2 separate regions of the Mus musculus genome follow, and region 1 is linked to region 2. The links are chromatin loops, found by intact Hi-C in ENCODE. Cell type or tissue: gastrocnemius. All regions are shown on one strand. Links, peaks and the distances in the headings refer to the core of each region. The heading gives the core; the rest is flanking DNA. Region 1 holds the start of Notch3 (notch 3). Region 2 overlaps Cyp4f39 (cytochrome P450, family 4, subfamily f, polypeptide 39).

Evidence for each region. A loop is a pair of places that touch in the nucleus more often than their neighbours do. Peaks named below come from ENCODE experiments on the same cell type or tissue, not always from the same donor. Only the 100,000 strongest peaks of a DNase experiment are listed, where the experiment ranks them.
Region 1: it touches region 2 in a loop (3.0-fold over the local background); 1 of 42 quality-filtered maps calls a loop at or near these places.

Annotation. Positions count from the first base shown.
Region 1 is chr17:32,155,299-32,170,525 of GRCm38, reverse strand. It overlaps Notch3 (notch 3), which reads left to right and starts at 3,636. Exons shown (of 33, transcript NM_008716.3): 1 at 3,636-3,850; 2 at 6,282-6,363; 3 at 11,544-11,686; 4 at 11,769-12,107; 5 at 12,193-12,315; 6 at 12,402-12,635; 7 at 14,119-14,274; 8 at 14,383-14,568. The coding sequence starts at 3,733. In gastrocnemius, for the core only: a CTCF peak has its summit at 8,311 (motif pointing left); DNase peaks (open chromatin) are centred at 7,784 and 8,266; H3K4me3 peaks cover 3,144 bases; H3K27ac peaks cover 2,651 bases.
Region 2 is chr17:32,488,080-32,503,306 of GRCm38, reverse strand. Cyp4f39 (cytochrome P450, family 4, subfamily f, polypeptide 39) reads right to left here. Exons shown (of 14, transcript NM_177307.3): 11 at 13,554-13,687; 12 at 12,100-12,164; 13 at 11,418-11,500; 14 at 9,987-11,005. The coding sequence ends at 10,828. Among named protein-coding and RNA genes, the nearest start is that of Cyp4f17, 11 kb to the left of the region's middle. In gastrocnemius, for the core only: a CTCF peak has its summit at 8,469 (motif pointing right); a DNase peak (open chromatin) is centred at 8,488.

The sequences.
Region 1 (15,227 bases), core at 6,748-10,747, 330 kb after region 2:
TGCATACCATCACATAAACATGCACAAAGGAAGTAAAATGCAATTTTGTTTTATTACTAATGTTGATCATGTGTGTGTCTGGGTATGGGCTTATGCATGTGAGTGCAATTGTCTTTGGAGACAAGAAGTTCAAATACCCTAGAGCTGGAGCTACTGGTAGTTGTAAGAAGTTCTGGGAATCCAACTCAGGTCCTCTGCAGGAACACTAGGTGTTCTTAACCCTGAGTCATTTCTCCAGTGCCAATAAGATGTAATAATTTTTTTTCAAAACAGGATCTGTAACTTTGATTTTCCTAGAATTGGCTCTGTAGACCAGGCTGGCCTCTCCTACTGAGTGCTGGGATTAAAGGTGTGTACCACCACTGCTGGGCATAATTTTTTTTTACAATGGGGGTTGTACAACAGGATGGGGTGGGGCTTGGATTTCCTCCTGGGCTTATAGCAGAGGAGGAACTTGAGCTGCACCTGCCCAAGCTGATTAAAGAGACATAGTTGAGTCGGTTGACAGATAGCTGACTCAGCACATTGCAGTGACTCAGCCTACCTCCTTCTTACGCAACATTTTTTTTTCTTTGTCCAACCTTTACTCCTTCCTTATTTCTCCCCTGCAATACACAGGGCCAGGAGTCTCCTAGACCCCAGTTCAAATCTGAGCTCTAAATGCCTACACAGTGAGTTCCAGGCCACTCAAGGGTACATACTGAGACCTTGTCTCAACATACACCCTCATAAAAAGAGAAGACAGCCACAGGATTCTATTTATATGGAATACTATACTGAGGGCTGAGAGAGATGGCACACAGCCAAGCCTGATGACTTGAGTTTGATTCCAAACCCACGTGGTAGAGGGGAAGAACTGACTCCTACAAGTGGTCCTCTGACCCCCGCACAGATGCTGTGCATGCCCCACAACCCTAGGAACAAATACAATCATAGAAAATAAATGTCCAGAGCAAGCAAAGCCACAAATGCAGGGAGCTGGTGGCAGGGATATTAACAAGATCCCTTTTCCAGGATAATGGAATGTCTTGGAGCTAGAGAGGTCATAACTGAGAATATATTAAGTGGCACTGAATTGCAAACATCAAAATCTCAAATATGTACATTTATATAATATAAATTATACCTCAACTTAAAAATAATCAAGAATCAGGTGTGGTGGTGCACAGTGCATGAGCATAGGAGACCTCAAAAATGGCCCCACAGTGACACACTTCCTCAAACCAACAAGGCCACATCTCCTAATGGTGCCACTCCTTATGAACCAAACACTCAAATACATGAATAGGAAGCTATTCCTATTCAAGCCACCACACTGCGCTTGGCAGCACATGCCTACAGTCTCAGTATTAGGGAGTTGGAGGTATATTCAAGATCTCAAGGTCAGTCCGGACTACACTGTGAGTTCAAGGGGAGTCCGAGCTGCATTCAAAGACCCTGTGTCAAAACAAGGGGAGTGGCTGATTTGGTAGAGTAGTTGGTCAACATGCTCAAGGCCCTAGGCATCATCACAGCACTGCAAAATAAATAAACAGAATATTGAGATAAGAGGAAGAAAACGTCACCAACTCAGCCTAAGCCGTGAAAGTTTAATACCACCGATACTAGGAAAAGATGGCAGGTACCCTGATAATATGCCCTGGGAAGGATACGGGGATTCTGCCAAAGACGCATAAAGTTAATCTTGTAGAACTCGCAGGTCATTGCAGGTCCAAGAGGCACTCTTTCAAACAACTGACCTCAAACTAAGGCTGAGGTGAAGATCTGGGATCCAGTCTTCGGTCCACAAAGAAGCTATAAGGGATGTTATTCGGAATAACCATAAAACTTTGAGTAGAAACTTGGGTGAGGACTGGAGATGTGGTTACATGGTAGAGTGTCTCCCTTACACACTGGAAACCCCAGGTTCTGGCCCCAGCATCACAAAAATCAGGCATGGAAGCTCATACCCTTAATCCTAGCACTGGGAGGCAAAGCCAGGAAGACTGGGACTTCTAGGTCATTCTGGTTTCAGTAAGTTCAAGGCCAGTCTGGGTTGCACGAGACTCTGCCTGAAAAGGAGAAGCCCCCAAAGTAGGACAACAACGAAGTGGGCCTGAAAGACTGTTCAGTTGTTAAGAGAGCAGCAGCAGCAGCAGGAGGATCTGATTTCAGATTCCAGTTGTCTCATGTAACAAGCTGGCTATTCCACAAATGACCATAACTCCAGCTTTGAGGGGTGCAGTGCCTTCCCTGGTCTCTGCATATGCAGGTACTCACACTAGTGCACACACACACACACACACACACACACACACACACACACACACACACAGAGAAACACACACACACAAATAAATCTTTAAAAAGTGTATCCGTGACTGTCCTGGAATTTGCTAGGTAGACCAGGCTGGCTTTGAATTCACAGATCTATCTGCCTTTGCCTCTGGAGACCGTGTGAACCATGACATCTTCCCCAATTAACAAAAATACACTTATTTATTATGTAGCCAGTTGGGGGGGGGGGCGCGGCAGGGAGGGGAGATGGGCCCTCTACAATGTAGAGATCAGAGGACAACTTGTGGAAGTTGTTCTCTCCTCCCACTACAGGAGTGTCTGTGTATGCCCTTCCAGGATTATATGGGTCCTCTGTTTCAGTCCTTTGGTCTCCTAGTGATGGAGATGTTCAAGAACGGCACCCTTCACCCGACTCCTGAGATTTCCCCTGAATGCACCTCTAGAGCTTCCATTCTCACTTCACACAGAGGGAGTGTTCAGAGCCTTTGCAGGTCTCCTGGATGTAAAACTCAGTGAATGGCAACGAAATGATAGGCCTCATGGTAAAACCATGTAGAGTGTGGGATGTGCTAGGAGCTGGTGTGGATTTTTTTTACAAAGTATTTTATCTTATTTCTTGCGCACATAAGCGTGTGTGTGTGTGTGTGTGTGTGTGTGTGTGCGCGCGCGTGCGTGCAAGCATTCGAGCACAGTGTGTGTAGGAGTGCATGTGTATCACGGGGTACATGTGGCAGTCAGAAGACAATGTATGTGTTGGTTTTTTTATTTTAGCATGGGAGGCCCAGGAATTGAACTCGGGTGTCTGTGATTGGCAGCAAGCACCTTTCCCTCTTCGGTAGACCTTTGTGATCTTCACATTGTAGGAGAGCTGCACACAGGTACATGAGACTCATATCCACGAAACCCCTGGCCAGATTGTAAATGCTGCCCGCCCGGGTTTGTGGCGCAGTTGGAGCCTGAGTTTTGAGGTGATTGATGTTTAGTGTCCCCATGAAACTTCTATATGGTTTGCATGGGTGCGGCTACTTTTGTTCATTGGCCTCTCTACACCCAGGTTTAGAGGGTTTGGAGTCAGGGGTGTTTGCGTTTGTGTCATGACTGTGTGTGTGAGCCCTGGCTTTGGTTGTGTGCTGGAGGATAAGGATGGATGTGCTCACGAGCTGGATACCTGTCACGTCACGCAGGTTAAGCCCGCATCTCTTGTGGCAGACCTGAGTGTACCGAGGTCTGCAAGTCCCAGGCTTGGCGGGTAGAAGGGTCGGACCCCAGGAGGCCGGGCAGGGGGCGGGGGCGCTCAGAGCCGGCCCCGGGGCGGGGCGAGCCGCCCAGGCCTGGGGGCGGGGCAGCCCGACAGCCTCACTTCGGCGAAGTTGGCGGCGCGGAGGCTGGCCCGGGACGTGCCCGGAGCCCTGGGAAAGAGGGAGGAGGGAGGAGGGAGGGTCGTGGCCGGCCGCCATGGGGCTGGGGGCCCGGGGCCGCCGCCGCCGTCGTCGCCTGATGGCCTTGCCACCGCCACCACCGCCCATGCGGGCGCTGCCCCTGCTGCTGCTGCTAGCGGGGCTGGGGGCTGCAGGTGAGGGATCAGGGACTCGGAGGGTGGGACTGGGGTTGCAGGGGCGGGGAAGCAAAAAAAAAAAAGTATATATATATATATATATATTCTCCTAAGTTTGGAATTTAGAGGACCTGCCCCCCCAGGATTAAAGCCGGGGCAGAGATGCAGCAGCTGGGGGTGTGTATCAGTCATGGGGTTCGCACAGATTCATGATGGGAAGGCAGGATCCTAGAGGCCCAAGGAATCGAGACCCTTGAATGAATCAAGAGTCCAAGAGTAGGAGCTGGAGTTGTGGGAATCTGGGGCTGAAATTCGGAAGCGAGGTGTACCAAAAGTTTCAGGCTCACCCCATCCTACTTCTGCCTGGAGTCCTGGGAAGGTTAGGATGGGGGCTCAAGGACCCCCCAAGGCCTAGGACCCCTTGCACAAAAGCGCCTCCCCTATCCCGGGCGGGCCGTGAAGGGGGGGGGGGGACAAGGAGGGGGCGCGGAGTTCTCGGAGCTCTGAACTCGGAGAAAACGTCTCATGTTGGAGAGCTGCAAGACCCGGCGCTGGAGCGCGAGAAGCAGGAGCTGGAGCCCTTGCGAAGCCCGCGCCCCCTCCCCCGCGTGCCGCCCGATCCCTCTTCAGGCCGCCGGGATCCCGTAGTCTCGGGACCCCGTCTCTGTGCCGGGAGGAGAAGGGGCGAGGTCCACGTGCTCATCTCCAGCTTCTGGGCCCCCATCCCTGTGGCCGCAGCCCCTCCCCAGCATGCCTGGGCCCCCCTCCCCTCTTCCTCCACTCTGAGCTCCCCTCCCCCGCTCGGGACAATGGCTTCGCCGTCTAGACACCCCCTCCCCCCGGCCGGCCTCACGCTTTCTTTGCCAGACAAAGCGGGACCCACGAAGGGCCAGAGCGGGGACTGAGGGGGCGCCCCCACCCCTGCCCCGGGAGGCCTGATCAGCGGGGGAGGGGCATAGGCAGTTGGCTGTGGCCAGGGGTTCTAGGGCTCCTATGGTGGGACTCAGTGCTGGGCCGGGTGAGAGTTGCATAGAGAGTGGCTTAGCCTCTAGGCTCTACTAGGCAGGACTGGGCAGGAGCCACCGCCCCCGCGGGGCCAGTGCAGACTCATGGCCTGTCACACATAGAAAGGGAAAAAAATGCATGTGCACAGGTTTAGTACAGCCATAGATGCACACTTGGCACACACAAGACACACCTATGTGTTTGCTGCTCACATGTTGATGTGCATTCAGGCATAGGTCACCCAAGACCTGCTAGGCATTCATGTTCAAGGTCACATTTATAGCTGCCAATCCATGACCCAGACAAGCACACCAGTGGCCACACAGCTGTATGCTTGAATACTGCTGTTCATATAGATGGATGCACAGTGCATGCAGCTCGTGTGCACATGGTGTACAAGGCTATGCTGTTTGAAGATACCAGCATGGTACCAAGCACATGCACTATTAGTCACTATTAGTAATATAGTGGCCTAATACACAGACTGTCACACAAACTCACAGGCATATGTACACACACACACACACACACACAGAGCTCACATGGTTGTGTTCTCCCCCCCCCCCATACAGCTTCTAGTGTGATGTCACAAAATTGAATAGGTCCTTCATTCTTAACTCATCCTTTTACTGTCTCTGTTTTTTTTTTTTTTTTTTTTTTTTTTTTTTTTTTGGTTGGTTTCTCCTTTCAGTTTCTGTCTGTCCCTATTTCTCAATTCTCCCCCAATCTCCTTTCCTTCTCTCTCTGAGGAACAAAACTTCTACAGGGGCCCACACCTGTCTGAGCACATAATTCTCCACCAGCTCAGACCTGGCCACACCTCTCACCATCTGGCAAGACTGCCACACCCAAAGTGGGATACAACCCTGAGGGATGGGGACACTGGACAGGGCAGCACATATCTTGCACCAGTTCTCTCCCTTACACTCCATAGCCTATCCATCTAGTACCCAAAACCACCTCTCTATGGCTGCTGTTGGTTCCTCCTAGGTGTACGCTTTGCCTACTCTTTCAAGAGCTAGCAGGGACTACAGTAGACACAGGCTCAACACTGCCTGCCTTCTCCATCTACCCAAGACATGGGCTTGAAGCTGCAGATCCCCTTTAACACTCAGCATCTTTACTTCCTACTCTGTGCCTTTTCTCTGTTGTGCACATCCTAGTCAAGGCAACTTCCTGAGCCCACACATCTGGCACAAGTCAACTCCTCCTTCTCACCCCTGCCTTGTGGTTCCCAGGGCTTGAGCTGGCAGGGACAGCTGCAGCCCCAACAGCTGGGGCTGGGGTGGGGGGCCGTGGGAACTGTAGATAGGGGGCCTCTTAGTACCCACACAGATACCCTCCTAGCCCAGTGCAGCTGTTGCCTGGCAGACAGGAGGGGAGGGTCTGATTTGGGGTTCTGTGTGCCTGTCTGACCTCCCCACCTTCTTTTGCCCCCACACAGCACCCCCTTGTCTGGATGGAAGCCCATGTGCAAATGGAGGTCGGTGCACCCACCAGCAGCCCTCCCTGGAGGCTGCTTGCCTGTGAGTGTCTGGCCCAGCGCCATCAGTGGGCCCTGTGTGGGGAGGGAATAGGTCCTCTGCCTCTGAGTCTCCTGGGGGATGCTGGTATCACTTCCTCCATGTGTGTGGCTTCGGTAACCTCTTGTGTTTCCCCATAGGGAATCAGACAGCTTTAAGAGCAGAAGCTCTGGTGTCTCTCTGGCTTGGGTTCAAATCCCGCATCATCTTGCTAAGTGTCTGAGACTTAACCAGTTCGTTAAGTCACAGTGCTCTGGAATAAAAGATTGATTTCCAAGGCCAATGACAGTGGCTTGACAGTGACAAGGACGTCCATGCCCTCCCATATGTCAGAATACAGGAGGCACCCAGGAGACCTATTTTAGAGCCCTGTTTTATTTTGTTCTAGTTTGTATGACCTTTGGTTAGTCATTTCTCTTTTCTGAACCTCACGGCATCTGTGAAGCAGGAGTGCTTTCCCTGGCCTGTGACTGTGCAGGAAGGGACCCAAGAATTATTTGGGAAATGCAGAAAGTTAGAGAAGAGGAGGAGGGTTTGGGAGCTACCAGAGGCAGGCAGAACTCTAGATTCTGGGACATCTCGAGCAAGTGCTGGGGACCTTCCCAGCCACTTTTGCATCTACAATGGCTTTTCTTTCATGAGGTTGACTGTAAAGATTTGAAAAGGACCTTTAACTGGGCTTACGCTTGTATTTCCCAGCAGAAGCAGGAGGTCATTCCGTACAGTTCCAGGGCAGTCTGGGCTCTCACAGAGTGAGCTTGTCTCAATGTTTTGTTTTCTAAAGGGGGCTGGGGCAGCTGAGAGCTTAGTAGGTAAAGGCACTTGCTGCCAAACTGGACAACCTGAGTTAAGTCCTGGGGACCCAAAAGATGGAAAGAGAGAACTAATCTCGGCAAGTTGTTCTCTGGCCTCTGCATGAATACATACACACACAGATAATGTAATAAAAATCAAAACTATATTAAAAATAAGAGAAACTTTTGAAACCTTTTGACGACTGGAGATTTCAATGGTGTTTGCCCAGTACATACAAAGCCCTGGGTTGGAGGGAAAGGACCTCAAGGTCTGTGGGCTTATTGGTTTTGTTTTCTTTTTAATAGTAATAGCATTCCATTCAGCAGCTATTAATTAGTTCGTTCATCAGTGTGTTCATTTCCTCAATACTGTGTGGGCTAGCCAGTGGATCAGCCTCAAGCTAGGTGGGGCCAGGATGACTTCCGATATAGAAAAACAAAAACCTTTAAAATTCAATGGCTGGAATCTCATTTAGCTTTATTGGGGGTCACTGGCCGAGGGGCATCCTGAGGCTGAGGGTTGGGAGGGTCCTTACTTGGAAGCAGTCGCTTGGAAGGGAGGCTGAGGCGTGGGGCGGGGCGCCTGCGCAGTAGAACTACACGCCTGGACAGCTGCCGACAGGTGAATACGCCTGAGGCTGCCCCGCCCCTCGACAGGTGAATCACCGGCTCACGCGGCCTCCGGGAGCCCGGATCGCGCGGAGTGGAGCTCGCTTAAGGCTCCAGAATAGAGATTTGGGGGGGACCTCAGCCTATGTTCTTCTCATCCCAACCCACTCTTTCAGGCTTCTCAAATCCTGCTGTCTCCTTAGGAGTGACCGCCCCCTCCCCAATGACACTTTCTCCCCCACTTCTCCCCAGTCTTCCGACCGGGAGAAGGCTTCGGAGTTCTCCGTCGCTTGGTCCTTGTCTGTCTTGCTAGTCCGTTCCCTCCTTGGAAGCTGCTCCCCCGCCCCCCTCCCGCTCCGCTACGTCTCCCCTAAAGCTAAGGCGGCGAGGCGGGTCCGGGGCTGGAACCGGCCGGACCGGTCGGCGGGGGCGCGAGGTGCAGAGCGTGGGAACCCGCCCGCGGCGCAGGGAGGGTGCCGCGCCCAGCTTGGCGATGATACCCGTGGTCCCCAGTGCTCTGCACGCAGCGCCCCCTCCTGGCGTGTCATCGTCGCCGCCTTGCAGGACTGGGTAGGGGGTTGAGAGCATCACCTCCAAGGTTCGAATGTCCACCACACCCTTGCAGGGTTGAGCTTCGACAGGGTTGAGCTTCGACACGTTTATCTAGGAACGGAATTCGGGGTGGGGGTATTGTAGGGTGACGCTAAGAAATGAGTCACCTGCTTTGAGTTCTGCCCTTGGTGTTTGAGACAAGACTGAGCTAGGGGATCCTCGCTGGGAGCCGGAAGGGTAGGGTAGAGGAGAGGAGGGTTGAGGTAGGGGTGATGTACGTTGTGTCATTGCATAGTTGCATAGCCAGGATTGTTTGACTACTCCAGTCCCCTTCCTTAGCCCTCCTCACCTCTGTCCGTAGAAAGGTTACAAACTTAAGTCGTCTTTTAGTTTTTATTTTCTAGCACTCAGGACTTAGATTTTTTCGAGACAGGGTTTCTCTGTGTAGCCCTGGCTGTTCTGGAACTCACTCTATAGACCAGGCTGGCCTCGAACTCAGAAACCCGCCTGCCTCTGCCTCCCAAGTGCTGGGATTAAAGGCGTGTGGCACCCCTGTCCCACTACTCAGGACTATCTTGATGGGTTTGGGGAAGGGGCCGCAGGCCTTGGTCCAGATTGAGGGCTGAGGTGCCCATGCCAAGCCCCACCGATCCATGAGAGGAGGATTGCATGCTCTTGGGAGAAAGGAGTTTATGATTTGTGGCTATCTTCCTGCCTCTCCATATGAGTGAGAGTTTCCCATATTCGTGTGGGAGGCTGTGGCTTCTTGTCTGTGTATGCCAGGCCAGTATGCCCAGTTGTATGTGTCTGTGCGGTTTCTGGGTCTTTCTGGGTGTGTCTGCCTCCTGGAGTCTGAGGCTTTTCATTTGTTGTTCCCAGTACCTGGAATGCCCTTCCCCACATCACCCTTTGGCTCACCCATTTTTTTGCCGTTTTTTGTTGTTTGAAAATATAACACCCACTCATTCTATCACCCTTAGGCTGCTTGTGAGTTTCCTGTGGTTGCTGTACCAGATTACCACAAACAGGGTGGCTTAAAACAACAGAAATGTACTCTGGAAAATCCTGGAGGCCGGAAGTCTGAAATTAAGGCGTTGCCAGAACTGGCTTTCTTTACTGACCATCCAGGGGGAGAAGACTTTCTTATGTCTTGTCCAGTTTCTGATTGGCTCAGGCTTATGGCTGCCCCACCCTACTCTCTGCCTTTGTCTGCACATGACCTTTCTTCTCTCTTTAGTTTCTATCTGTCTCTCTCCCGTGTCCTGGGAAAGGAACCTAGGCCCCTGCACATACCATACAAGAACTACCACTGTGTCATGTCCCTGGCTTTTCTCTTGTAAAGATACTGTGTGTTGGGGCTGGTGGCACGACTCAGTAGTTTAGAGCAGAGTTTGGTCCCCAGCTCTCATTGGTTACTCACCTGTAACTCCAGCTCCAGGGGTTTTGGCCTCTGAGGAAGGACACTGTACTCAGGTGCACACATACTCACACACAACCACACATGCATACAATAAATAGGGGCTGAAAATGGCTCCACAGTTAAGAGCGTGTATTATTTTCTCAGAGGACTTGGATTTGATCCCTGGAATCCGCATGATAACTCATAACCATCCTTAATGCCAACGCCCTCTTCAGACCTCCATGGGCATCAGGCACGCACAGCATGCACGTACATACATGCGTGGAAAACACTTATCCACATCAAAGTAAAATAAATCTTTTAAAAATTGGCTTGAAATACAAAGTGAACTTGTCTTGGTATTCTTCACAATTACATTGGCAAAAATTCTTCTTCCCTTTCTTTTTCTTGTGCTGAGAATTGAATCTAGGGCTTTATGCATCCTAGGCAAGTGCAGTACCACTGAGCTATATTCCAAATCCTCTTGTTATTTGTTTAAAATATATGTATTGATCTTGAGACAGCGTCTCATGCAGTCAAGGCTAGCCTCAAACTTGCTATGTGGCCAAGGCTGACCTTGAACTCCTCATCCTCCTGCTTTTTCCTCGGAATGCCAGGTTTGTGTGAACCACCTTGCCTGGCACATCTCCTTTAAAAAGAAATAAAGTGATAGTCACAGCTTCTGGGACATGGGCGTGTTCTTCAGTGTACCACGTCCTTTGTGAGCTTGTGGCATGTACAAGCTGTTTTTGGTATGTTCGTATTAATGTGTTACCTGTCTATGTTTTCTTTGCCTGACCTGGCTATGAGGACCAAAAGGGTAAGAGTCACTTTTATTTTGCTTGCTGCTGTGTTTTAGTATGTAGTAGGTGTCAATAATATTTGTTGTCAGAATAAATGAGGATGGCTGGGAATGGTGGCACTTGCCTTTAAACCCAGTGCTAGAGGCAGAGAGGCAGAGGGGCAGAGGGGCAGAGGCAGAAGAGAGGCAGAGAGGCAGAGAGGCAGAGAGGCAGAGAGGCAGAGGCAGAGAGGCAGAGAGGCAGAGAGGCAGAGAGGCAGAGAGGCAGAGGCAGAAGAGAGGCAGAGAGGCAGAGAGGCAGAGGCAGAAGAGAGGCAGAGGCAGAGGCAGAGGGGCAGAGGCAGAGAGGCAGAGGGGCAGAGGGACAGAGGCAGAGGCAGAGAGGCAGAGAGGCAGAGGCAGAGAGGCAGAGGCAGAGAGGCAGAGAGGCAGAGAGGCAGAGGCAGAGGCAGAGGGGCAGAGGCAGAGAGGCAGAGAGGCAGAGGCAGAGGCAGAGGGGCAGAGGCAGAGAGGCAGAGGGGCAGAGAGGCAGAGGCAGAGGCAGAGGCAAAAGAGAGGCAGAGGCAGAGAGGCAGAGGGACAGAGAGGCAGAGGCAGAGAGGCAGAGAGGCAGAGGCAGAGGCAGAGGGGCAGAGGCAGAAGAGAGGCAGAGAGGCAGAGGCAGAGGCAGAGGCAGAGAGGCAGAGAGGCAGAGAGGCAGAGAGGCAGAGAGGCAGAGAGGCAGAGAGGCAGAGGGGCAGAGGCAGAGGAAGAGAGGCAGAGAGGCAGAGAGGCAGAGAAGCAGAGAGGCAGAGGCAGAGACAGAGAGACAGAGGCAGGTAAATTACTGTGAATTCCAGTCTAGCCAGCGATATGTAGTGAGACCCTGCCTAAAATATATTAAAAAAAAAAAAAAAAAGGGAAGGAAGAGTAAATGGATTTGTCTGATAGTCTGTCTGGCACGAGTGTTGTTTGATAAACGCATCTTGTGTTATCTGTCTGGCATTGCCATGCTTTTATACCGTCCCGACCACACATCTTCCCACAGGTGCCTGCCAGGCTGGGTGGGTGAGCGGTGCCAGCTGGAAGACCCTTGCCACTCAGGCCCTTGTGCTGGCCGAGGCGTTTGCCAGAGTTCAGTGGTGGCGGGCACCGCCCGATTCTCCTGTCGTTGTCTCCGTGGCTTCCAAGGTGAAGGGGTGTGTCTGGACGGGAACCCTTGGTAGGCGAGAATGTAGTCAGACCCAAGCTCACCCTCTCCTGGTTCTTCCAGGCCCAGACTGCTCCCAGCCAGACCCCTGCGTCAGCAGGCCCTGTGTTCATGGTGCCCCCTGCTCAGTGGGGCCGGATGGCCGATTTGCCTGTGCCTGCCCACCTGGCTACCAGGGTCAAAGCTGCCAAAGTGACATAGATGAGTGCCGATCTGGTACAACTTGCCGTCATGGTGGTACCTGTCTCAATACACCTGGATCCTTCCGCTGCCAGTGTCCTCTTGGTTATACAGGGCTGCTGTGTGAGAACCCCGTAGTGCCCTGTGCCCCTTCCCCGTGTCGTAATGGTGGCACCTGTAGGCAGAGCAGTGATGTCACATATGACTGTGCTTGCCTTCCTGGTAAGTAAGTTGTGCCCAGGGAAGGCAGCTGGGGACAATAGGCTAGCCTCTTAGTGACCATTGTCACCTTGTCCTCCCCTACGAGGCTTCGAGGGCCAGAACTGTGAAGTCAACGTGGATGACTGTCCTGGACATCGGTGTCTCAATGGGGGAACGTGTGTAGACGGTGTCAATACTTACAACTGCCAGTGCCCTCCGGAGTGGACAGGTGGGCATCAGGGCTGCAGAGAACCAGGGTGGCTGACCTCAGGTGGGCACACGGGCAACTTAGACTAGCACATCTTTGTGCCCTAGGCCAGTTCTGTACAGAAGATGTGGATGAGTGTCAGCTGCAGCCCAATGCCTGCCACAATGGGGGTACCTGCTTCAACCTACTGGGTGGCCACAGCTGTGTATGTGTCAATGGCTGGACGGGTGAGAGCTGCAGTCAGAATATCGATGACTGTGCTACAGCCGTGTGTTTCCATGGGGCCACCTGCCATGACCGTGTGGCCTCTTTCTACTGTGCCTGCCCTATGGGGAAGACAGGTGAGTGGCCCTTTTCTTTGTAGGCAACAGAATGGTTTCAGCATGAAAGGTAAAAACAGACTCTGAGTTGAGCGTTAGAAAGATTGGGGGCTGGGGATGTTTCTTCCTGGCAGAGTGTGTGCTTAGTGTGCACAGGCTCTGAGTTTAATCCTTAGCGTGAAGGAAGACAAGAAGGAGGAGGGAAGGTGGAAGAAAGAAAGGAAAGAGGGAGGAAGGGTTTGCTGGACCCTGGGTTTGGAAAGAAGCCTGAGCCTCTGTCCTATGAGGTGCATAGTCCAAGGCAGAGACTGTTGGAATTGGGGAACTATTGAGAGGTCTAACTGGGAAAAAGGCAGGAACTATGGAAGTCACAAAGGTCTGTTTGTCCCTTACATCTTATTTTGGTGGGGGGTGGTCAGACTCTGGTTGTCAGGCTAGGTGGCAAGTACCTTGAGTTTATTGTTGTTGTTGATGCGTTGAGACATGGTGTCACTATTTGTACATCAGGCTAGCCTCAAACTTGCAAGAAAGGATCCTTGGGCTTCTGTGTTCTGAGTGGTGGGATTAAGGAATTTTGTTGCTATGCCTGAATAGGGTCTTGATTTATCATCTTTTAAAATATTAAAAAAAGTGTGTGTGTGTGTGTTTTGGCTGCATTTATGTATGTTATATTATGTCATGCTACACGCATGACTGGTACGCTGAGAGGCCAGAAAAATTCATCAGCTCTCCTGAGATTGGAGTTACTGATGGTGGTGAGCTGCCGTGTAGGTGTGTTGGGAATGAAACGTAGGTCTTCTGGAAGAGCAGCCAGGATTCTTAGCCGCTGAGCACCTCTTTGGGCCCCGGTGCCTTGTTTGTAAAATGTTTCTAAGTTATTTTCAAATGGTATCGAAGAAGCAGATTAACAGATAATACTGAACCAATATTCCAATGTGAAACGTCCTGAATGTTTCACTGTTTCATAATAAATGGCTTTTCCAGGACAGCCAGGGCTATACAGAGAAACCCTGTCTCGAAAAAAAACCAATAAATAAATAAATAAATAAATAAATAAATAAAATAATATTAATAGATGGCTTAAAAAAATAAGAACAGATACTAATACAGTGCTGGTTAATATACATAAGAAACAGGAGGCAAGGGCCACCCCAAAGGGTGCTCAGGGCGTAAAGGCACTCGCTGAGTTGGCCTGGCAAGCCTACTTCTATCAAGGGAATCCACTGGTAGAAGGAGAAAACCAACCAAGTTTCCTCTGGCTTCTACACATGCACTATGACATGCACACACTCCCCAGATAAGTACATTAGGAATGATGATGGTGATGATGGTGATGATAATGCAAGGAGCTGGAAGCGTAGCTGAGTGATGGTATTCATTCGTTGTATGCTCATGGTCCTGGGGATCCATTACCAGTACCAGTCTTCTTCCTCAAACGCTAGGTCTGGGGGAACTTTGGGCCACCCCGAGGATCAGCGCTTCATTTCTGCTTACCTTTTCTCAGGCCTCTTGTGTCATCTGGATGATGCATGTGTCAGCAACCCCTGCCATGAGGATGCTATCTGTGACACAAACCCTGTGAGTGGCCGGGCCATCTGCACCTGCCCACCTGGCTTCACTGGAGGGGCATGTGACCAGGATGTGGATGAGTGCTCGATTGGTGAGAAGAGTACCTTCTGGAAAGGAGCCTGAAAACGGAGGGGTGGGGCCATGGCTGGCCACGCCCACACTGGCTGTGTCTTCTCCCCCATATTCCCCCTTCTTGCAGGTGCCAACCCCTGTGAACATTTGGGTCGGTGTGTGAATACACAGGGCTCATTCTTGTGCCAATGTGGCCGTGGCTATACTGGACCTCGCTGTGAGACTGATGTCAATGAGTGTCTCTCCGGGCCCTGCCGCAACCAGGCCACGTGTCTTGACCGAATTGGCCAGTTTACTTGCATCTGCATGGCAGGTGGGTGGTGGGTATGGCTTGGGTGGGTCATGAAGGCTGGGGCCTGGGGTAAAACTTGGTTTATTGTTATTTACTTGAAGAAAAAATGCTGGGCATAGAGACACATGACTGAAATCCCAGCACTTGTGAGGCAGAGATAGGCTCATCTCTGTGAGTTCGAGGCCAGTTTGGTCTACAGGGTGAGTTCTAGGATGGCTAGGATTATAAAGTGAGACTCTGTCTCAAAATAAATAAAATAAAATAAAATAAAATAAAACAAAACAAAATAAAAAGGGGATAGAGAGATAGCTTAGTGGTTAAGAGTCCTCCCTGCTTTCTAGAGGGCTGAGTTTGGTTCTCAGTACCCATATGGGGCAGTGCACAACTATCTAGCTCCAGGAGATCTACAATGCTCTTTTGGCCTCTGAAGATACCCATGTGTTTGGGACACACACACACACACACACACACACATGCATGCAAATAAACAAAATTAAACAAACAAATAAACAAAAGACATTTCAAAAGAGCTGAAGTGGCACAGTAAGACGGTCTGGAACTCACTGTGTAGACCAGGCTGGCCTTGAGCTCACAGAGATCCACCTGCCTCTGCTTCCCAAATACTGGATCGAATGGCATGTGCCTCTCGGCCTAGTGCACTTTAACCATGAGGGTTCCAA
Region 2 (15,227 bases), core at 6,150-10,149:
CACAACACTGGGCCACTGGGCAACTGGGTCAGGGGTGGCACCCTCCCACATCAATTATTAATCAAGAAAATGCCCTACAGATTTGCCTACAGGCAATCTGGATGAGGACATTTTCTCAATTGAGAGTCCTTCTTCCCACATGACTCTAGCTTATATCAAGTTGTCATAAAACTAACCAGGACAGAGTATACAGTACTATGCCCAGCCCAGCAAACTGCTTTCTAATGTTTATTTAGACATTACAGGTTAATGCTTCAGGTTAATGCTATTCTCAACATTGGCCAGGGAAGCTTCTTTTTAATAGCATTTGCAGATGTTCATAATTGGTCAAAGTGATTATAATAATATGTGACTGTTGGATGCTCATAAACTAGGCATTTATACCACCTCCCACAAGGCTCGAAGAACATTATGGAAGAAGGGCCAGAAAGTTGTAAGAGGCAGGAATGGAGCGTTGTGATATGCTTTCTCCAAGGCTACTCTTGAATTCACAGCAGCTATGATTACCTGCCTAAGACCTGTCCAAAATTAGGCCTGCCAAATTCTCCCATTAGGCGGAAGAGAGTCACAATGTTTCACCCCTTCCTAGTGATCTATTGGTTAATGGTTGCTGGGAGAGGAAGACATTTTTCTTCAGTGGCATAGCTATGGGTAATGTACACGAGCTATCGTAATATGCACATACTTCTATAAATAGCCCCTCACCAGTGCCTCTGCAAGCAACCATGATAAAACTCATTTAAACACACACACAAAGATGTGAAAGGCTAGCAAAGCAGCTCTACAGGTAAAGGTGCCTTCTGCCAAAACTGACGAGCCAAGTTCACTGCCTGGGGCCCCTGTGGTAGAAAGAACTGACTCCCGCGAGTTGTCTTCTGACATCTGCTCGCCTGCCATGTGCATGCTACACCAAGAAATACGTAAACTTTAAAGACATAAAAGTTGAAAAGAAATGAGCTAGACATGGGAATAAATGAGACATGCAGATACCAACAGCAGGTAACAGAGGGTGATTATGTCAAAATGTGTTATAAGTGTATGAAATGTCCAAAAGAAAGCCATTGTTATGCAGGTTTGATACATGCTAATTAAAAGCATTAAAAGGAAGAAGCAAGATGAAAAGCAGCATTTATCCCTCTCCCTATGTGCTGACTTCAGATACCAGAACTTCCTCACCATGAAGGTCTGTACGCTTGAACTGTATATATCTCATCCTCCCAGAAGTTGCCTTCATTGGGTATTTGTCACAGTAAGAAAAGTAATCAATATGCAAAACTGGTGTTGAGAACAAAGTCAGTGCTGTGATCAATATGACTGTGTGGCTCACAGGCTTTGGGCCTGGTTTGCAAGAGGGATGAGGAGGAATTTTGAACGTCCATCTAGAAAAGCTCTAGAATATGGTAAGTAAGGAGTGGGGGGCCAAGATGGTAGGAGTTTGGGCACTAGAGTGCTGATATGTGGACAGTGAAGGCTCAGTTCATGAGGTTTCAGCAGGGATCAGACTCTCTTGGGAACTGGGCTGGAGGTCATTCCTGTTGTAACAAGATAAAAAATCGTGCTACAGGGCTGGAGAGATGGCTCTCTGGTTAAGAGCACTGGTTGTTCTTCCCAGCACCCATATGGCAGTTCACAACTGACTATAACTCCAGTTCTTGGAGATCCAGGGCCCCCTTCTGACTTCCACAGGCAGCAGACATGAATGTGGTACCCAGACACACATGGAGGCAAAACACATTTAGTGAAATGAAGAGTAAGACATTTGTCAAAGAATCTGGCTATGCTCTGCCGTATTCTGAGAAGCTGAGTTTAGAGAAATGCTGGAGTACGGTCTTGTGCAGTGTATTCAAATGCTGATTTCTGTGCCCCGAGATTTATTTCTGTGTTAGTGGCTTTCTGAAATGCCGTGCAGTTTTCCTCTTAACCCAGCTAGCTCCCAAATAATTGAGACTAAACTGTTATATTTATGTAACAAGCTTTAAGAGCTCAACAACTGAGCAGTGTTAAGTCTATTTTAATCCTCTAAACTAACCTGGCTACCTTCCAAACAAAATTCCTGAGATACTTGCATTTTATTACTAATCTGGCTCTCTGGGCTCCAGATGTTTTCTCATGATGTCTCCTAGACTCTCTTCCTGTGACTAATCCCCACTTTCTCTCTCTTCTTTCCCCTTCCCTACCTGTAAGGAAATTCGGTCCTATTCTCTCCTCTACTCAGGCACTGGCTGGTCAACTTCTTTATTGACCAATCAGGGAATAATTAGGAAGCAATGTTTACATGATATTGAGGCAGGAAATTCTCAGAATAAGGATTGCAACCAGACATGGGAGCACAGAAGTCAGCATTTGAATAATACAAGAATAATCTTTACACGGGGTATAGTAACATTATGCCTACAAGTCAGGGCATGACATTGTCATGAATATTGAAGAATCTCCTGAATAAATGCGGTGTAAAGAATGCTCCCCAATTATCTCTAAATGGTTAATGAAAGGCTGGACATAGAAAGACTGGACTTCTGATCCCAGTTAAGGGTACTGGGGAGAAGAGTGAGGTAGAAGGAGTTCACTGCGACAGAGGTTCAGGAGAAGAAGGGTCATGAGGTAGGGTGCTACATCCACTCCAGTAGTGACTCATGTGACAGGCCTAGAAAGCCTGGAAGCAGTCCCGAGGCAAAGAGTTTCACAGAAACTTAGCCTCCTGGAACCTTGGCATTCCCATAGCTAGAATGCCCCAGATTTGTCCCTTCGATATTGTGGAGGGTCTTGCATGCTTTCTTACAGTATTTTACTGGATAAGAGTTAGAAATCTCAGGGCAAGCTTAGCAAAGTATACTTAGAATCTTCATTACAGTCAGGTATGGCAGACTACATTGTATATTAGAAGAAAGTTGGTGAGCTCTTCTGACAAATGGAGATTCCCTACAGATACTTAGGAGGAATTACAGTACTGCATTATTCATGAAAAGGTCTGCTAGAGCAGAACCCCCTGGTGCAGGCTTTCACAAGGCTCAAAGGAACAGCATAAATTGTGACTACAGTGTGAAATCATCTCCTGGTCCCTGTCATTAGCTGACTCTAGGCAGGGCTGCTTTTAATTCTTAACTGTAAACATTGCCTGGTTCCTGCCAGCCCTTTGAAGGCGGTTCTCTGTTTTGTGTCAGATAACTTCAATGTACCTTGCCTGCTGTGACACCCTACTCCTTTGTTTTCTGTATTATATAAAACTAATGCTAACTTCGACAAAATTACATCCAAATGCCATACTCCTCTGTGTCCATGTCTGTTTGTCACCCTTTTCATCAACAACTCCTTGCCCACCTGTCCAGAACCCTAATTTCCTGCTGATTGAGGGAAGCTGACTGAGGCCGGTCCATGGCAGTAGGGGAAGAAGATGGTTGCCATGAGGAAAAATCACCAAGGGAGTTCTCTATGATGACAAAGAGTTATAGCAAAGTGAGCCAAGAAGAAACTAAATACAAGTAACTCAGGACATGGGACTGGGGAATAGCTAAGATAGCATAGAGGTCTAGGAATATCTGCTCAGTGGTACTGTGCTTAAAGCTTGTTGAATAAATCAATAGGTCCTTGTCTCAATTATTTGGAAGCTATCTAGGTGCAATGGCTATTCCTGGTTGTCAATTTGACTTCATCTGGAATGAACTACAATCCAGAAATGGAGGGCACATCTGTGGTCCAGGTCTTGAAGCATAGTTGCCATGAAAAGCTTAGGCCCAGGTAAGGTAGTATACACCTTTAATTCCAGGAGACAGAGAAAAGCAGATCTTTGAGTTCAAGGCCAGCCTGGGACAGAGCAAGATCCAAATCCAGGTGTCGTGGTTCACACCTTTAATCTGGGTCACACCTTCTGCTGGAGGCCTACATAAGGATGTGTTTGATTGCAGTTTCTTGCCAGCACATCTGTTGGAACCTACACCTTTAGGACTCCAGCTTACACAGAAGGGCAGCTGAAACACCCAGCTTTGCATTAGGACCCACAAGATATGTCCTACCACAAGGCTCCAACCATAAATGGTTCCAATATATCCATGGGCCAGTGAAGTGGCTCAGTAGCCTGATGTCTGATCCCATGTTGGATGGACAGAGCTAACACCTCAATGTTGTCTTATGACCTTCTTGTGTGTGCCATACTTAATTAATTCATTAATTCACACACACACACACACACACACACACACACACACACACACACACACACATATGTGAGGAATATTGCTGAAGGGATTCCTACTGCAAAATGGCCACTTAGAGGGATTCCCCCCCCCCCAAGGTTAAACTCAAAGGCACGCAGAGGTCACAGCAGTTGAAGAAATTAAGATTATATCTCCAGCTGGCAGCAGAACTTAGCAGCTTCAATGTGGCAACAGTGAAGATTTACACCAAAATTCCAGAAAACCTCTGAGGCCAAGCACTGTGTATTCAGGTAAGATTTCCTGCAAGATGGATGTGAGATGCAGTTGCTCAAAACTGGGAAGATCAAGCCTAATCCCCAGTAGAAACCATAAGATGCTAGAAATACAGAACCATTGGATAGCCACTGAGAAGAACATCAGGCACACAGTGAAACTGGCCCAAGAAAGAGTCTATGTGAGCTTCAGCAGGCAGGGCTGAAGAGGCAGGACTGTTGGAGCCCAGATGAGTTGATCATAAGCCCTAGGTGCCAGATACGGATGGTTTTCTGCTTTTCTTGATGGCTTTCAGGCTTATTGTAGTCTCGTTTCTCCATCTTGTAGTGCAAAATTTATTCTGAGCTATTATGTATTGGAAATATGCAACTTGCTTTTTAAGAAAAAGTGCTATGTGGACTGAAGAGATAGCTCAGCATTTAAGAACACTGGCTTCTCTTGTGGAGGACCTGAAATTGATTCCCAGCACCCATGTAGCTGTTCACAGCTGTCTGTGACACTGGTCCCAGGAGATCTGGTGACCTCTTCTGGCCCCCATGAAACACAGGTTGTACGATACATGTGGGCAAAACATTCCTACTCATTTAATTAATTAATTTTAAAAATTAAGTGTTGTGTCGTTGAGCGATACTGTTCCTGGGGAGATGTAAACAAATGTTCACTCATCCCACACAGGGAACCAACAACAGACCAGAATAAAGGTGCAGCAAAAGTCCAACTTATGGAAGTGTGGGTGAGGATTCCCTACACTAGCAAAGATGATTCAAAGCCAGCTGCATCACCAAAAGCTTTTATTAACAAGGATGACAGCTCGAAAAAAAGCTGGAATCCTAAAGCTCACTACATGTACAACTTGCAGGTAACTCAATAGGTCAAAGAGTCTCTCCACTATTTTTACAGCTTACATCAGCTTGGAAAAGGTGGGGGCCTGATGAATCTAGTCAGTTTCTAGGACTTCCTGAAGCTGTTGAGTTGTTTATTATTTGGTACGTGTTTATTGAACATGTACCATATAAATACAATGGAGTGTTATCTACCCATAGAAAAGTGTGAAGTCACATCGTGTTCAAGAAAATGAACAGAATAGCTCAGCTCAGAAATGAACAGAATGGCTCACATGGCTCAGCTCAGTCAGATTATGTTCATTCTGGACTCTTAGAAATCTCTGCCTCTGGCTATGCTCTCCCTTTTATCTACAATAAACATCCTTCTCTACCATACCTAGGGGCAGACATATCCTTTCTTTATTATTATTTTTTCCATTCAAGTGTGAATCACTTGCTGATGACTAGCAGAGCCCAGCTTTGACCTTGGTCTGTCTTACACCAAGCCAGGTGCACATTGCTTTCCTAATAGCCTGCTAAGAGTCAGAGAACTTGTGAGGGGGTTTTTCAGCAGTGAGTTCCTTGACTGTGTGCCAAAGGACACAGCATCATAGCTGGTGCCTATGCCGTCAATCTTTCATAAAGCAGGTGTTAACCACGTGCTTCATTCTGTCTATTCTAACCATGTGTTAAGTAGTATGGTAAACACCCCCTCCTTTTCCCTCCATCCCTCCCTGGCTGGTTGTAAAAAAGTAGTGATTAGGGGAAATTGCTTATACGTGTAGAAATTCATACTTTGGGGAGGGCTCAGTAGGGCTAGCATTCTGTGATCTATTGAACAGTATTATCTATGTTCTATTGAACAGTATTATCTATGTTCTATTGAACAAAGCAGCTCATCAGAATAGGAAGGAGCCATTTCCAAGATGGCTGACTCTTATGGTGGACAAACAGTTGGGGATCTCATGGCCTTTCAGACAAGGCCTCTCCTTGTGGCTACTTGGGTTTCCTCTTAACATGTCTATTGGGGTCAAGATCTTGTAGTGTAGTGGGACTGGAAGGAAACTGTGGACCTTCTATGATATAAATGCCACATCCGGGAAGTCATGTGGACTGGCCAGAGTCAAGGAGAGGAGCGTTAGCTTTCATCCCTGGACTGGTTCTTTAGAGAAAGAGTCAACAGTAATATTTTGATGTTTTCACAGGGCATTGACATCTATGAAGTTGATGTTCAAGAAACACATAATCAAGTTAGCAAAAAAATATAAAACTAAAAATGTTAATTATGTGTCTGTCTTAGGGTTTTACTGATGTATACAGACACCATGACCAAGGCAACTCTTAAAAGAACGACATTTAATTGGGACCAGCTTAAAGGTTCAGTGGTTCGGTCCTGTATCATCAAGGTGAGATTAAGGTAGGCATGGTGCAGGAGGAGCTGAGAGTTCTACATCTTCATCTGAAAGTTGTTAGCAGAATACTGACTTCCAGGCAGCTAGGGTGAGAGTCTTAAAGCCCACACCCACAGTAACACACCTACTCCAAGGCCACACCTTCAAATAGTGCCACTCCCTGAGCCAAACATATTCAAACTACTACAAGAGGAAACAAGGTGCAACACCCAAGAGGGCAAAGGGACAAAAGGGCTGGGTAACCAAAATGGTTGGATTATATAGGTAAAAACAGCCCAACCCAGCGACCCATTCACCACTACCACCATCTGGCTAGAGAGTTCAGTGTAGGAACAGGGTATGCAAGGATCCTGTAACAGGTAGGGGCTGAGAGATGCTGAGAGAACCTGGAGATCAGACCCACTTTGATATGTCAAATAGGCACTTCAGTCATTTGTTCCAGGGTTTAAGACTTAACTATACTCTGATCTCAAATACCTCCTTGGTAATCAGGATACAAGAATAGGACTAAAGTGCCATACCCACTCCAGTGAAGTCTTCGTGGCAAGTCCAAAAGCTTGGCCACAATCCTGAGGCAAAAAGTTTTACAGAAACTTGTCTCCTGGAGAGTCTCTGGTGCCCCATAAACAGATTTGTCCCTGCGATAGTGTGGAAGGTCTTGCATGCTTTCTTGCAGTATTTTACTGGATAAGAGCTAAAACTCTCAGGGCTAGTTCAACAAAGTAAACTTGGAATTACAGCCGAGTCACTCCTATATGCAGGAATTTACAATGGTCTAGGAAGAAGGAGGGTTGTGGTTTAAGGAGGAACTAGAGAATTGTATTATTCAAGAAAAGGTTAGCTAGAGCGGAAAACCCCTGGTGGTGGGTTGTACAATAGACCAGAATTACACCTGAGCATATTAGCACTTTCACCTGGCTCTTGTGAATAGTTGACTTTAGATAGGACTGATCTTATCTCAGTTGTAAACACTGCCTGGTTCCTGTTACCTTTTATGTATGCATTTTCTCTGTTTTGTGTAAAGAGTCATTATGCATCTCAATGTACCTTGGCTGATGTATCACCTAACTTCCTTGTTTTTCTTCTGGGTTATAAGTCTGATGCTCGCTTTGAGACATTACATTCGAATACAGCACTCTCTCTGGTGTCCATGTCTGTTTGTCATCTTGCTGACTCCTTGCCCACCTGAGTACCAGGACCCTGAATCTCCATGGGTTGAGGAGTCCAATCCACAGCACTAAAGGATCTGGAGGGGCCATCACTGTATCTTAGTTTAAACTCACCAGCAGCAGATCCTGATCTAAGGATTCCAGGGTAAAGACTTTACTTGGCAGCAATCCTAAGACAAGGCTTCAACTGCCAAGCATCTTTTTGGGAGGGTATCCCAGGAAACATCAGAAACATTCCTGGGGAAGTGGAGTAGGAAAGAGAGACGGGAGCCAAGGGCAACGTGAAGGAAGTTTACAATGCAGTGAAGACCCAGTACTGCTTCAAAGGCAGTGTCTCTCTAGAGTGTGGAGCCTGCACAACAAGGATCAAGGCTAGTTACTGGGGCATGGAGCTGTGACATTGACCATAAGCACAGCTGGTGTGGAAGGTTGCAGGCACAGTGAATGGTATTTTTCCTGCTTTGCCACAAACACATGAACACATATTACATATATACACACACAGACACTAAGATGTGTGCATGCTGTCACTTAGACACATTCAGGATCACCAGTGCACATAAGATGTAGCATATCTGTGGGCATTCACACATAAACATGAGAATTCTTGGAGGAATTAACTTTATAGCCTGGTGCCTCTGACCAGCAGAGGGAGCCTCTTACACACATATGAGAGAAACAGGGAACCTCCTCCCCAGCCTCCTCTTAAAAGCATCAATCACACAGACTGTATATGCAGGCCTAATGGTGCCACCTGAAACCCTGCCTTAAGAAAGAGTGTTGGCAGGAGGGCATAAAGGTGTGGCTTGAACTGTGGCCCCACCTCTCCCTTCCTCCTCTCATTTATTCACCTTCACGAGGTTCATTAATTTCAAACTTTATGATACTGCAAGACTCACAGTACCAGGGAAAATTGAGGAGCAGAGAAGAGCAGTCTGCTGCCCAAGGCCACCTCTAGAAAAGGCCCTGACCAGGATTAGCTCTCATAAATACTGCCTTCCCAAACCAAATTTTTGTGATTGTTTTGTTTTGTCATGTCTCTGGAGGAGGACAAGGTTACATATGAAAAAAACTGAGAAGTCTTTGGAGAATGACGGGCTTGTAGGAGCTCCTCCATCCTGGCGACACTGTAAGAGCTAGTGGCTAGGATTGAAGTCTGTAAGCTTACTACTCAGCCGGCAAACACCGTGGACAGTGGACATCAGCCGACGACCCCATCACATGCCACCAGGACACAAGGCAGCTCTGCCACTGCCACGGTCATTAAATTCAGTTTAGCAGATCCTCTAGGCACCTGCTGGACAGAGGATCTGTGCTGAGACCCCAAGATAAGGATATTGAGTGAGTTGCTCCCCTCTGAGACCTGTTTTAGCATCTATTAAATGAGACAATCAGAGTCATCCAAACTGTGGCTATTAACCAAGGGCATGTGGGAATACAACTGAGTCGTGGCAAGAGTCATTCCATTGATACGAAGCCCGGGCTGACCATGTCTTTCCCAGTGCCTGCTCATACCTTCCATGACTCCCTGTTGCTCTCTGCCCACTACCCTTCCTCCAGTCTGCTCCCACACCCAGATGTTACAGTTACTGTAATGAGATTCAGATGAGACCTAATGCTTCCCGTGTTCTTCCCAGGCTGAGGTGGGTGAGCACTCCATTCCCAACACATCCCTAGACCTTGCTTTCTTGGACACTGGGTGTCCACCTGGCCCTAGCTGGCCTTGAACTTGAGATAGAATGACTCTTGCCAGAGCTCAATTGTCTTCCCGCGTGTTTGCACCTGATCCACGCATTGCTCCATGGTTTGGATGACTTCTGATTATCTCATTTAACAGACACTAAAACTGCTGTGAACTTTTTGTGCTCTTTCCCAACCCAGGCCTTTGCTGACACTGTTCCTCTGCCTGGGACACTCTTCCCTTCCCACAGTCCACTCAACTTCTGCTCTTACTTCAGCCTCAGACTTCCCGTGATCCTCCACCCCCCATACCTCTGTCACATTCACCCAGAACCAGGGGTCTCATGTTTGAAGCATGTGTCATGCATGCATTGTGAATAATCATTCACAGGTATAATTGTTCAACTTCTGATCCTCTCTGATGAGAAGGAAGAACTAGGCTGGGCTGGATGCCTGGCCCCATGCCAGTAGACATTGAATTAATATGCAATCTATTGACCAAATAAACGGAGCACAAATTGTCCCAAAAAAAAACCTGAGTTTAGTTCCAGATCAAATAAGTATGTCCCAGTTGCTTCCCGACTGTCAAGAGGCCCACCTCCCCACCTTGGGCTCCAAATCTAGGACCGGATGAGATGGACGGTGTTTGGATCCTCTTGCTTTTACTCTCACTCTTAAAATTGAGAAAACTCAGCAAAGGGACGGTGACCAAGAAGGAAGGGGCTTGCAAGGGCCCAGGTTTACAAAACAACAAAGCAAACAGCCTAAATCCTGAGAGCTTGAACTGTCCTTTCATGGAGCTGTGGGTCTTGGGAAAGGATGTTGAAGATTCAGGACTGCAACCTCAGACTCCGGCTTCTAAATCCTCCATTTAGAAGCTAACTTGGGCATAGGCAGAGGGAAAGCCAGAGGATACAACCCCAGTGGTGAGTCTTAGGTCCAAGTTTCTGTGAGCTGGGCCTAGGAATCAGAATCCGCAGGGCCAGGGTAATCTGACTGGGGCGTGGCCTAGGCCCGAGTGGGGCGTGGCCTAGCATCATTCCCTCAAGCTGAGGGCCGGTGACAATAATTCAAAGCGTAATTTCGACCTCAGAGGGTGGAATCAAATCCCAAGGGTGGAGTCTTGTCCTGAGGGGCGAAGTCAGCACCAACAAGATACTCCTCTACAAACAAAGCTTTGTCCTCCAGTACTTTCGAGGAGCGTAGTCAACGCCCTCAATATCTTGGGGGCGGATCCATGCTATTGGAGGCGTGATCTAGGCCTGAGCGGGCGGAGCCTGAATCCCTGAATCCCAGGATCCGCGGAGCAAGGGCGCACTCAGGCCCGTGAGGGTAGAGGCTCTACATTGAGCCAAAGGCCGTTCTCCGTGCGTAGAATAAGCTCCGGCTTCCTCCGCACCTTGTGGGTTCGGTCCACGCTCAGGCGGAAGCGCAGCAGTGTCAGCGCCACGACTACACGCATCTCTGCCATGGCGAAGCTCTGCCCGATGCAATTCCTGAAGGAAGGGTTCAAATGAGACTCAAGAATTCTTAGGATGTGCAACAATGGAGTCAAACGTTCAAATCCTAACACACAGCTTACTACTACCAATGCATCCTGACAGATGAGCGCCCTTATCTAAGCTTCAGTTCCTTCCTCTGTAGAACCCGAATGATGACAGCATCACAGAGCTATTGGAAGTATGTGAGTCCAGAACCCGGGGTCCGACATAATGGAGGAGTACCCTGTTCTCAAGGACGGAATTGCAGTCTGATTCGGAACCTCTTGGTTCAGTTAGGGAAGCAGAAAGGACTTGAGTTGCCTAAAATTACTTGTGGGTGTCGCTTGGTCCCTGCTTCCATGGGGCACACTCCTGATCCGACAATGACTCTGCCCCTCCCATGTTTGGGGTTAGTTTGGGTCCTTACCTGGGACCTGCTGAGAAAGGTACAAAGGCCAGTGGAGAGCGCTGCTGTGGGGTGTCCGGGTCAAAACGGTAAGGATTGTATACCTAGACAAGATTGCCTGGGTGAGTCTGAGGACTGTCCCAACCATCCAGCCCACCTGCACCTCAACCTCTGAGGACCCCTATAGCTGGAACACCTTGGGGCCATTTGTTCCAATCTATCACACACACTTCAAACTATTCATGCCTGTCCCCTGTTGTCACGCACCCAGGCTCTTTTTCTACCTCAGGGCTTTTGCACTTAATGTCTTCTCAGCCTTGAACAGGCCTGTTCTTCATACTCATTAGGTCTCAGTTCAAACATTACCTTGTCTTTGGGGCCTCTCTGGATTTCTTGAGAGTAATTCCTCCCACCTCATCTGTTTGTACCTCCTTAGAACATTTAGCAATGCCCAAAATGATCTTATCTATTGGCTAGTTGTCGTGAGCTTTACTTTAAGGTCCATGAGGGCATACGCAGTGTGTCGTTATAGGTTATCACTGCTAAGCACAGAAGTGTGACACACAGTAGGTGCTCAGTGACTATTTATTGACCTTGTGAATTAACAAGGACTGAGTGAGTCAGTGAGTAACAGCAGGGCCAGTCCCTGCAAGCAGGCCTAAGAAGGAGCCATGGCCATGGGACAACAAAAGCAGGAACTTACCTTAGAGTCAGGCCACACTATGGGGTTGTGGTGGGTCCCGTAGATGCTGACCAAGCAGATAATTCCTGAGGGGGGGACGGACAGTTGGAATCAGTGGGTCCCAAGGGAGTCTCTGGAAACACACACACACACACACACACACACACACCTCAGCTCTTCCTGCAGTCGTAGGATGGATCCCTGTGAGCCAGCTGCCACTTCCTGTCCATCCTTCTGTGAAAACAGTTGCTGCCCTTTCTACTCTCTCTGCCCCTTCCTAGCCCTTCCACGTGGCCTCACTGTCCATACAAGATGACAGTATTGCTCCTGCCACTTCCCTTGGCTCCCTTCTTTCCTTTGGGTAGAGTCGGGTGCCTGTATTTGGCACTCAAAACACACACCATCTGGACTCTGAAGTTCTGTTCCATACACACACTTGCTCTTACATCTTGGAGAACGTGACCTTCCACATTTTCTCCCTGGACTTCAAATACGTGGGGCCTCTCCTTAGAGACTGGGTGGTACTTAGGCCTGAGCTCCCAGCATGACCACAAATACAACTTGATTCTCGGGAAGTAGATAGCAACTAAACAAACCTGACCCTCGGGTCCAGCCCCTCCCAAAATGTTCAGCATGTAAAAGTGCTTTCTGTGAAATCCAGAAGACAAGGGTTCAAGCCTTAGAACTCATGGTAAAAGAAGAGAAAACTGCTGAAAACTGTCCTCTGACCTTCCTATGTGTGTGCATGTGTGTGTGTGTGTGTGTGTATGTGTGTGTGTGTGCACGCCTGCACACCATCAGCAGCAGCAGCCTATTTTTTTTAAAGATGCTGACCTTCTATCATTAATGCCTACCCAGATCCAGCCCTGCCTCACCCTCTCCTTCCTTTCCACCTGAATACAGGCCCTTCTACCTCCTCTGTGCATATCTAGGTTTCCCTCTGATGATTAGTTTTGTCAAGTTGATACAATATAGAATCACCTGAAAAGGGGGTCTCTGTGAGGGATTGCCTGGATTTAATTGGTCTATAGGCATGCCAGTAAGAAATTTTCTTTTTTTTAATTTATTTTTATTTTATATGTACTTTGTGTGTTTATACATGACACGTGTGTAGGGGTCAGAAGTGAGTGTCAGATTCCCTGGTAGTGGAGTTAGATGTGGTTGTGAACTACACAACAATGTGCTTAGAACTAAACTCAGGTCCCCTGGCAGAGTAGACTAAGTATTTCATGTCTCTGTCACTCTGACTCCTCTGCCATGACAGACTATACCCAGGAATCGCTTTACCCCTAGAGTTCCCTTTTGTTGGGTTATATTACCTCACCGACAAGAAATGAAACTAAGACATCCTCATCATTCCCAAAGCAACACATACCCAGGGGTCTTTCCCATCACAGGGACCCTGCACCCACAGCAGGCATGGCCAGAGACCCCTGCGAACAGTGCCACAGCATCAAAGGAGACAGAGCAGGCACCTTTGGGGATGACACGTCCATCTGGCAGCTTGATGTCCTCTGTGCAGCGACGAGAGATGAGGGTCACAGGTGGGAACTGGCGAAGGCTCTCCTTGATACACATGGTGGTGAAGGGCAACTGAGTGAGGTCATCCCTGAAGAGAAAGGAACTGTGACTCCCTGAACACATGCACATATGCAGGTACCCACATACGCACACTCACATGCTCACACACACACAATCAATCAATCAATCAATTGAAACAAAAAAAGGAAGAGGTGACTGGGAATATAGCTCAGTGACAGTCCAATTGGTTGATATTCATGAGGTCCTAGGTTCAGAAAAAACTATCTGTCCATCCACCAATCACAATAATGACAAATGAAAACAGAAAGCAATGGTCCTGGTTGCTGGGGCTGCCACTGGGCCCCAGACTAACCTACCATTGATGAATTGTTGTATAATCATGGGAGATGTGAGGGCAGCTGGGAACCTCAAAGTCACAGCAAGTTACTAGTTTGTATGCATTCTTTCCAGATTTCATTTGTTGTATTTATTTTAAAATGCTTTATTGCAGATTTCAGAATAGTTTATTATACTTGGGAGCTCAGATTAAACTAATTATAACTATTAGTTTATGGTCTAGTTCATTTTTTTAAGATCAAGACACTGTGTGTGTGTGTGTGTGTGTGTGTGTGTGTGTGTGTGTGTTGTTTTGAGTCAAGTTTTCACTATGTAGACCAAGCTAGTCTCTATCTTGTAGCACCCCTCCTGCCTCAACCTCCAGGATACTGGTATTACAGTTGTGCATCACCGCACCTAGCTCTAGCAGGTTGGTTTGGGGCTTCTCACACATATGCAGGTGCCTGTAGATGCCAGAAAAGGGCATCAGATCCCTGGAGCTGGAGTTACAAGCAATGGTGATCTGGCTGCCCAGTGTGGGTGCTAGGGTTGGACTTTGGGAGCCCTGGAAGAGTAGCAGGCATCTTTAACCACTATGCCCCTCTCCAGCCCTGACAGAAGCTTTGTGTTCCTGTTATAAAGAGCCAAAGAAACCCTTGTCATACAGATACCAATAGATATAAATAAACACGACCAAGAAAACAAAAGAGCACTTAGATCCTGGCAGGCATCATCTGCTGCTGGACTTCCTAGTCAGACCCTCTGCTGTCTCCCTTTGTTATAAAGGCAAAAGTGACAGGATGTTTAGGGTACTGTGGTACCCAACTGACAGTCTTCCTGAAGGTGTACACAGAATGTGTGGGTTCATGTATACACTTAGGTATTTATCCACATGTCATGTGTGAATACCTTGGAAGCCAGAGGACTTCCAATGTCATTTCTCAGGCACCATGCACCATCTACTTTATTTGTTTATATTTGGACAAGGTCTCTCGTTGGCCAAGAAGCCCCTAGACTTCTAGGGAGCCCAGGGGTCCACCTGTCTCTACCTCCCCAGAATTGGGACGACAAGAGTTTGACACCATATCCAGCTGTGGTGTTTTGAATAATAGGCGCTATCAGCTCATATATTTGAAATAATTAGGATGTGTGACCTTATCACAGGAAGTGTGTCACTGAGGATGGGCTTTGAGATTTCAAGGGCCCAAAGCAGGGCAATGTCTCTCTCTTCCTGCTGCCTATAGATCTAAGTGCACAACTCTTAAACTCCTTCTCCAGCACCACGTCGGCCT